Regions from separate parts of the Homo sapiens genome. Here region 2 is linked to region 1. Evidence: chromatin contacts called from ENCODE Hi-C data. All regions are on one chromosome and are shown on one strand. Each heading gives the region's core, a stretch centred on a gene start or an enhancer-like site at or near the end of the contact. The rest is flanking DNA. Distances are from core to core; before and after follow the strand shown. Region 1 has its middle 62 kb from the start of TNFSF18. Region 2 overlaps LOC100506023 (a long non-coding RNA gene).

Region 1 (4,622 bases), core at 796-3,295:
CCAAGTCTGTAGATCCTGAGGGAGGGTGCTCAGAAAGATGATCCTAAAGCATCTTTACTTATTTCCCTAAGTTGTGTATGGTACTCAACCATGTGAGTAGATACTGAGGTATTGATAGGAGCAGGAGACTTGCTAAGACCTAGAGTCTGAATAAAGTGGTTGTCATATGTAAACCATCAGGCAAATGCCCTGACTTTAGATTACAGTCATGGCCACTTGCATGTCCTCTAAAAGGCCAAATGAAACCAGCTGCACCTTGATCGTCAATAGTCCAGGGAACATATTTGACTGGCTGCCCTGTAGAAGAGCCCAGAGGAGACTAATGAGATTCCAGAGAATGCTACATGATTTCCATTCATTTGTCTTCTCTGTTGACATGAGATTAGACTTGAAAAAGAGCAAGGGTCGTAGTCAAGAGGAGAAATGGGGAGAGGAAATCCGAAATTCCGAGAATTTACCCAAAAGAGACGGAGTCATTCAAAATATACTATTCAAACTGAAAACTTGTGATGCAGGAAGTAGGAAGCTAACAGTCTCTGCCCTTCCCATCCAAGGAGGTGTGGAGGAATTTTAAGAAAGATTAGACATACCACAGAAAATAAAGAAAGCAGCTAATTTTCTTTGTAGATCTAAGTGCAATGTGAGTCAATTTGTGACTGAGAGGCATTCTCTTCTCTTTTTCCTAGTCAGATGGAAATAAACTACTCTCCCTTCTAGTTGAGCATGGGTTTATGCTCTCTCCAGCTATTCTCTTGTGCACTTCCGTCATTCCCCTTTTCCTCTCTTGTACACCCAGCAGACACACCGGGGCCACAACTCCACCTGGTAGAAGCAAATTTCTGTTTGTTCTCACCACTGGGAATTTCCACGCAAAGCTTTATGATCAAGTTTTATTAAGATAGGCCTTCCATGAGGACTTCAACGCTTCTGTTTCCACCACCTTGATTACCCCCCACCTATTTCCTTTCTCCACCTGAGTGACTTCTACCTGTCCTTAATGAATCAACTTGAACTTGTCTTTTATTCCTCTGAGACAGAGGCCAGTCCTATGGGCTCTCAAGGCCCCTTACCCATGTCTGGCTTCCTCCCTCTAGCCATATTGCATGTGTTCACACACTTCTGTTTCCCTCACTGGACTGTGAGCTCCTAGATGCCTATTCCGTGTTTCATTTGCTTTTTCTCAGCACCTAATTAATATCTGGCAAACAGAAGATACTTATTTTGGTACTTGGTGTTTAAAACTTTTGTTCTGTCTCATATTTTACTACTTTGTCTGTATTTTTTATTCATTCAGAAACATATTGAGTACCTACTATAGGTCTGACATAAAATAAAACTCAATCCTTTAAGTTGAGGAGATTATAATTCTATAAAGCAGATAAATACACCTAATGGAAATACAATGTGTTTAGTACTTTGAGAAAAAATTATTGTGGAAGTAGAACAGACAAAGTCCTAACTTTTATGAAGGATCAAGTCAGCTTCATAGAGAGGATACATTTTATTTGAATCTCCAAAAATGAGCCATGTTCTACAAGAAAAGTATGGGTGGTGTGGGGAATCATTGAACAGTATATGAAAAGCAAGGAAACAGAATTCACGTTTATATGTTTAAGAATTATTCAATCCAAGAGTTGAAAGGATAAGTATAGATTGACTCAACACTTTAGCTGTATGTACTAGCTGGAACCTAGGAGAGTTTGAGTTACAACCTCATGTCCTAGGCCTAAGCTTTCATTGCCAACTTAATATCTAGGTAAAACTACAGACTTAATTATTATTTTTAGACTGCCAGTGTCTTTCATTTACTCATGCCATCATAGAGTAGAAAAGGATTTTCCATTGTCATCTCTTCCGGTTTCCCTGATAATGTGGAATCTTTCCTAGAATATCCATGTAAGGAGGTCATCCTGTAGTCTGGCCCATGTTCTTGCAGTGGTTCCTTTCAAGTAAAATGCTGAAGGAGGACATTTACTGCTTGGTCCCAAAAGCCTTCTACAATCATAAACAGTGGTGTTGAAACAAATGAAGATTGTGTCTGAAGCATATCTGGATTTCCTAACACTGCTTTGGTTTGAGGAAGTGAGTAACAGGAGAGAGGGGAGAGAAGGAAATAGTTATTTTTGTGTGTGTGAAACTCTTGAATATTCAGGTGCATGACATCAGAACAATGTCCTGCTTCTCTATTTCTCTCTCTCTCTCCACCTCTGTGTGCATGTGCATGTATGTGTGTGTCTGTCTATCTATTTGCATAAACTATATTCTACTGTTTCTCTTTCACTGGTTAAGTAAATTTCTGCCTCTTCTGTGCTTTGATGTAACTGTCATTCACTCATTCATTAATTACTAATTCAATAAATATTCACTGAGCACCTCTAATGAAATCTTAACTATAAAAGTAAAGAATAGACTATAGCAACACAGAGTATAGACATCAAAAAATATTATCTAAATATATATATATTTTTTTGAGACAAGAGTCTCACTCTGTCACCAAGGCTGGAGTGCAGTCACACAATCTCAGCTCACTACAACCTCTGCCACCCAGATTCAAGAGATTCCCCTGCCTCAGCCTCCCAAGTAGCTGGAATTACAGGCTCCTGCTACTGCACCCAGCTAATTTTTGTAGTTTTAGTAGAGACAGGGTTTCACCATCTTGGCCAGGCTGGTCTTGAACTCCTGACCTCGTGATCCACCCGCCCTGGCCTCCCAAAGTGCTGGAATTACAGGCATGAGCCACTGCACCCGCCCCTTTATCTGAAGATATATACAGTGAAAGCAAAATAATGTAAGTAAGACAAGAAGGATATCATTAATATACATTTATTTAAAAATTTTTTTTTCAGATGCCAAATGAAAGTTAAAGAACCCAAGTGTTTCCAAGATGAGAGAGGGGAGCCTCCCGAGGGCTGTATGAAGTCAAAGGAAAGATTATGGAGGTAAGGTGAGGTGGGGGAATGTGTCCTGACCTGAGAACTGATTAACAGGGGTGGTGAATATTTACTTTTGGCAGTAAGAGAAGGAGATGTAATTTGTAAAGGGCAGACAGAGGCCTTCCAAAGAGCCAACAATGTTCTAATTTTTGAATGAGGTGTTAGTCACATGAGTATTCTTTTTATGATATCTCAGTAGGCTATTCATTTGTTTTATTACATTTTCTGTATGTGTTAAGTTTCACCATAAAGTTGTTTTGAAAAGAGATTAATATGTGAGTAGACTCTATTCATTAAAAATGCAGGGTTCGCTAAGCCTCCATTATGATACTGGGAAGTCACAGATGAGTAAGACATAGTCATGGCTCTCAGGAAGCTCCCATTCTTCACATCAGAAGGAGGGGGGCGGTGACTGGAGATGAGCTCAGAAAGGTAGTTGGAGACAGGGTCATGAACACTGAGTATGCAATGCTAAGGTACTACAACATTTTCCAGTATATAACAGTGAGCCACTGATGGGTTTTGAGCAGATTGTTGACATGAGATTTTCATTTTGGAATGACAACTTTGGTTATTACATAAAATGTGGGCTGAGGAAATTAGATAAAACTTGGAGTACAACACCTGATAAAGTATTATGTTGTTTTCACTTTCTGAAATATGTGTTTTCCTTCCCCAACGAGTTTTAAGTTACTGGACAGTTGTGTCACAATCTTATGTTTTCCAGAAGTGTACACAATTCTTGTCATAGAAACACAATACATAAAATTTAGTTGCTTTGATCCTTTTTGTTAGAATAAGAGTAATATAATAGAAGGATTAGTGGAATGAATTAATGGGCTGATGAATTATCTTAATGTCATAGCCTCATAAAACCTGCTGAGTTGTGCCCAATCTTATCAACATTATGAAGTCAGCTCCTTAATTTGTATTTGATTCTGAATGCATTCGTCCCATCTTCATCTTCAATCTCCTTCACCATACCAGGAAAATTTAAAGAGCTATTTGTAGCAAATAAGCCCTCAATCTGCATATATCGCCATAAAAAATATAATTGCAAGTTTAAGGCAGGGGGGTGGGGACAGCTCTAGAATTTGTCTCTGGGAGCTTGATTACAAGGTTGCAATCAAGAGTCACTGCCCAGAACATGGCTTTGAGAAAACATTGATGGGAAAGAAGGAAGACAAGAGCCAAGGACCAGAAATCATGTTATTGGAGTCAACAGTTCCTGAACTTGATAATGCTTGCATCATATCTATAGGGAAATATGAGAATATGAGCTATTTTTAGAATTTTATTTTCCATGCTCTGACAAGAACTCTTCCCTTTTTATTTTTCCTAAGGGTGTTTTTTTCTATTTCTTTTGAGTCAACAGTTTTGAGTGGAAAATGCACTAGAGCAGTAAAGGAGGAAGGAAACACCAGAGAACCTCAGTGGTGAGAACAAGAGTTCCAGTTTTTACAGGAATTTCACGTGGCTGTGTACATGTATGTGCATGTATTTCCAAGGTTGGCGTGGAGAAAAGAGAGGGGGTAGTGCAGAGGACTTTGGCTTTCTCTGCTAATTTTCAACACTTCCTGGATAGAGAAAAACTTCAGGAAGGACCTAAGAAAACATGACAGGTTAAGTGCAAGTTAGAGACCAATTTGAAAAGCTATATAAGACCCCCTTGCTTTAAAACAGTGAGAA
Region 2 (4,622 bases), core at 1,082-3,581, 300 kb after region 1:
CCGTCTCTACTAAAGATACAAAGAATTAGCTGGGTATGGTGGTGGGCGCTTGTAATCCCAGCTACTCAGGAGGCTAAGGCAGAATTGCTTGAACCTGGGAGGCGGAGGTTGCAGTGAGCTGAGATTGCGCCATTGCACTCCAGCCTGGCAACAGAGCAAGATTCCATCTCAAGAAAAAAAAAAAAAAAAAGGAAATAGTTAAAGGAATCTCTTCTGAGGTCAACTGCCCCATGTCTCATCCACTTGGCCTGCCTCTGATTTCAGCCACAACTATAGTAAATAGACAGTGCCTGCAAAGCTCAGACTCACCCTGTGACAGTGCCCCATCTCAAGGCCAGCCCTACAAGTCTATCTGCTTTCTGTCTTCGTTTCTGGCTCAGCCTCACTGCCTCACAATCTCAAATGCAACAAAAACATTTTACTTCTTCGTCCTTCAAAGTCATTAACTTGCGCATGATCTCAGAGTGTGCAAAGATTTTCTAAACAGAACAAATTAAAAGCATTAAAAGATTTTCTAAATAGAACAAATTAAAAGCATTAACCATAGGAAAGACTAGCGATTTGAACTAATATTCCTAAAAAGACATCGTTAGGAGAGTCAAAACGCAACTATGAGCTAAGAAAATATATTTGCAATATATGTATTTAGCAAAGGACTCATATCCAAAATAAAGAACTGCTGCAAGTCAGTAACAGAAAGATCAACAGCCAGCCACCAAAGATTACATATTATTCCATTCATATAGAATTTAAAAATGGGTAAAATTTCCATTAATGGTAACAGAAGTCGGAATAGTGATTATCTTTGAGTGGAGTATTACAGAGAAGGACTACAAGGGGAGGTGCTGGGCTGATGGAAATGATCAGTATCTCAATCTCAGTAATGATTCCACAGATGTATACAACGGATTTTATGTAAAATTCATCAAGTTGTATACTTTGTACACTTTGCAACAGATAAGTTTGAGTTCAATAAAAAAGGGGGTGGGAATCGAGGCTGTTTAGGTCACATACTCACTCCTGCATCCAAGGGAATAGTGTGTTGATTGGCTTGGGACGGGGTCCTATGGCCCATCCTGAGGGCTGAGGATGGAGCCCACCCAGACCAAAAATGGACAGAGGAGGGAATCTCCAAGGGGGATTGAAAAGTATTTGCAGAAGATGAGGAAAAAGATGTTCTAAGGGAGACAACTAATTTCTAATGGTCAGGACAGAGGTGGGCCTTACCTTTAGCAAGTGGAGCTGGAAAATATAGGAGAGAGAGAAAGACAGAGACACAGAGACAGAGAGACAGGGGCAGAGAGATGCAGAGTAACCAGCCGTCGGCTTTCCAATTCTTTGTTCTCACTCCTGTGAGTGAAGCTGCACTTCCTATGTGGGGGTTCTGAAAGGTTTCCCTGTATCTGTGGGGGAACTTGTTATTCTTTTTGACCATCTGGCATTTTGAGCCTGCTTTTAATTGTTTGGGGAAGTTCCCCACCTTATGAATCTTGACAGGAGGCAGAGTTGCCTCCCACTCTCAGTGCTGAAAATGCCAGTGTTCATGATCTAAGCTCAGCCAAGGAGACAGCAGCGCTCCAGAATCACAGAGACCACAGGGCACATCGGTGTGGAGGACTTGGTCATAGAAGAGTCTAGTCCAGCAGTGTCACAGCAGGCCAGTGTTCACAGGGTCAGAGGAGCGAGCAGCAGCAGCCGGCGCCCAGCAGCATAGCCCTGCAGTCCTCACGCCCCATTCTAAGGTGTGACGTTTGGCCCTTTTGCCAGCTGGCAGGCCCCACATCTGATCCTCCATCCTTCCTGCCAATCCTGTACCCCAGTCTATATCCTTTCAATAGTTCCTTTTTGGCCTAAACCAGCCAATCCATGTACACTGCTTGAAACCAGGAATCCTAACTGATAATAACATGCTTTCAGAAAATTCCCCCTTTTAGTTTATACAGAGAAGCAAAGCCTGAATCCAAAAGAATGCTTCTACTGTGTGAATTTTCCACACCATCATATGGTCACAAGGAAGGTGTCTGCTGGCAAAAGACCCTTAACACCCTACAAATCACATGACAGGAGGAAAGGGGGACAAGCCAACGTGTGAATTGCAGTTAGGTCCTCAACTCACCTTATGTTCAGTTCTCATCGTAAACCCACAGGATAGGTATTGTACTAGTGTGCTCAGGCTGCCATCACAAAGTACCACAGACTGGAGGGCTTAAACCACAGACATTTTTATTTTCTCACAGTTCTGGAAGTAAGAAGTCTAAGGTCAAGATGCCAGAAAATTCTGTTTCTGGTAAAACCTCCCTTCCTAGCTTGCAGACGGCCACCTTCTCACTGTGTCTTTGCATGGCCTTTCCTCTGTGTGTGCACAGAGGAAAAGATCTCTGGTATCTCTTCCTCTTCTTACAAGGACACCAGATTAGGGCCCCACCTTCTATGACCTCATTTAACCGTTACCTTCTTGGAGGCCCTGTTTCCAAATACAGTCATACTGCAGGTTAAGTCAATAAATGAATTATTGGGGGACGCAATTCAATCTGTAACAAGTATTGTCTCAATATTGCAAACAAGAAACATGAGGTTAAAGTTCTTGTCCAAGATCTAGATAAAGCCTTGGCACTTTTCAGTCTGCTTATGGTTTTCAGTCTTTCTTATCAAATCTTGGAAATTCAAGCTTCAAAGTATGAAGTAGAAGAAAAGTATGGTGTATCATAGAGCAGTGAGAAATGAATGAACCTGAGATGAAGCCAGTGTGACTGTCTGCCAGTCAGCCCTGGAGCGAGGGGATGGAATAACCCAGATATATCCACTGGCTCCTCTCCAAGCTTCAGCCATGCCATGGCTGGCACATCACTGCCTCGTAGCAGCTTGGGTCCTGTGTTTGGGTCCTGACTCTCATATGACTTTGTGAGTGCTGGCAAAGACTCCCTCCTTGACCAAACTTTAGTCGGGTTCCCTGAAGCCTTCTTCTCAACTAGGCCTTGCCCTTGACCTGATGAGCCAAGTTTTAGCAATGAATCTTGTTAAGTCCATTTACTGAGATTCTCTCACCCTCAACATCCAATCAAGCTCCTCTTCCTCCACCTAATCAAGTTCCTGTTAGTAATTTTCCATCCACTCCCCCAGCGTGCTGATTGGCTGTAAATCCCCCCTTATCCCTGATGTATTTGGGTTTCAATCCTCTCACCTATTGCAATAATCTTGACCCTTACTGCAATAGCCTTGAATAAAGTGTTCGTTGCTGTTTTTCACAGATATCAGGATAATTTTTCTTTAACAGTTTATTAGGGGCAAGACCACGTCTCACATTTCTCCTTACATATCTCCCCAACACATAGTTGTGCCTCAGCTGGTGCACTGTCAAGAGGCAAGTGAGTGGGTGGGAGGATGGGTGACACCTGAAAGTCCCATGGCCTAGCTACAGAGAAAAGTCAAAGAGCACCTTGAAGCCTATGAAGAATGGACAGTGGGATGAGCCTTAGGAAAAGGAAGATAGAAGAGAATAAAGGGAAGAAAACAGAGGGTTCCTAGCAGCATGTCAGACTCAATCGGAACCACCCTTACACTATCAATTTGGGACACTCCAGGAGCAAAGGGCCCCAGTCTTGATGGCCTGAGGGCCCCAAGTCCAAGGGGCAGCACTTGGCAGAGGGACAAACACTGGATAATTATCCTGGCCCTGACTTTGGTGTTCTCAGCTCTGCGACGTTAGGCAAATCAGCTAACCTCTGTGACCCTCAGCCTTTCCATGCATGAAATGACAGTAACAATGGCTCCCTCACAGGTGCAAGTAAGAATGTAAGTGAAACAATTTGTTTTCTTTTTTAGTATGCTTGATATTTACTGAGAAGAATGCAAATGCTCTTTCTAACTGGTATTCAGGAGCTGGGTTGAGGGCCTGTTTTTGTTTGTCTGTTTTGTTCATAGTATTTTTGCCTAAATGTGCGTATCTGTGGGACTGATGAAATTATGAAAGAAAAATGACAGCTGTGCAAAACTGGTGCATGGAAGAAAAGGAATGTCATGATGTGGGACTGCCAGGTCCACCGGGCCTCTGCAGCAAACCGATGGGGCAGGGAGTAGGTTGGGAGCCAACCAGGCCAGAAGATTGGCTCCTTTGGGAGTTGGTGAGCTGTCCAAATCAATGCCCAGGGAGGTAGAGCCAACCCAGGCTCTCCTAGGTTGGTCCTTGTCTCTAAAGGCAGGGTCTGTCGGTGAGATGTGGTGGGTGGTGATAGTGTAGCTCTCTGGGCACATGTAGGCTAAGCAGTGGCAGCAGCTGGGCTGTGGGTGGTCTGCCCAATATGTCACAGATCTCTGGCCTACAGCTGGGGCTCAGAACATGGTCCAAATTTGCAAAGGAGACATCCTGGGCTGGCCTGAGTAGGCAGCAGCGTGGCTTAAAGCAAGTCCCCTGCCCAGAGGCAGGCAAATGGAGCATCTTCCTGAACAAAGACAAGCACTACAGAGGGATGACGGAGAGAACCAGAGGGCAGAGGAGAGGGAAGGGGACCAAAGGGGCACCTGTGGAGGGTGGGCAGTGGCAGCTTACAGGGCCCTCCCCAACAGGGCCCAAGGGTCTCCCAGCCCAGTAACAATATCTTCATTATCATCCTGGCCAAAACATT

What was found. A loop is a pair of places that touch in the nucleus more often than their neighbours do. Pooled maps may share reads with other maps.
Region 2: a map of OCI-LY7 shows a loop between it and region 1 (2.3-fold over the local background). The contact joins two enhancer-like sites. A Hi-C loop is called at or near these places in 2 of 168 maps with a recorded cell type or tissue (B cell and OCI-LY7), 9 of 37 single-sample maps with no recorded cell type and 4 of 50 pooled maps.

What each region holds. Positions count from the first base shown.
Region 1 is chr1:173,110,211-173,114,832 of GRCh38, forward strand. No RefSeq gene overlaps it. Among named protein-coding and RNA genes, the nearest start is that of TNFSF18, 62 kb to the left of the region's middle. Within about 2 kb of position 2,046, at least 5 of the 41 ENCODE cell types and tissues checked have a DNase peak (open chromatin) inside an H3K27ac peak, as active enhancers do; they include OCI-LY7, where a contact is called at or near this core.
Region 2 is chr1:173,411,945-173,416,566 of GRCh38, forward strand. The region is part of intron 2 of LOC100506023 (a long non-coding RNA gene); the gene reads right to left. It also overlaps a transcript of TNFSF4 not described here. Among named protein-coding and RNA genes, the nearest start is that of PRDX6-AS1, 47 kb to the right of the region's middle. RefSeq lists enhancers at 1,860-1,909, 2,490-2,649, 2,710-2,759, 4,220-4,349, 4,380-4,429. Within about 2 kb of position 2,332, at least 4 of the 41 ENCODE cell types and tissues checked have a DNase peak (open chromatin) inside an H3K27ac peak, as active enhancers do; they include OCI-LY7, where a contact is called at or near this core.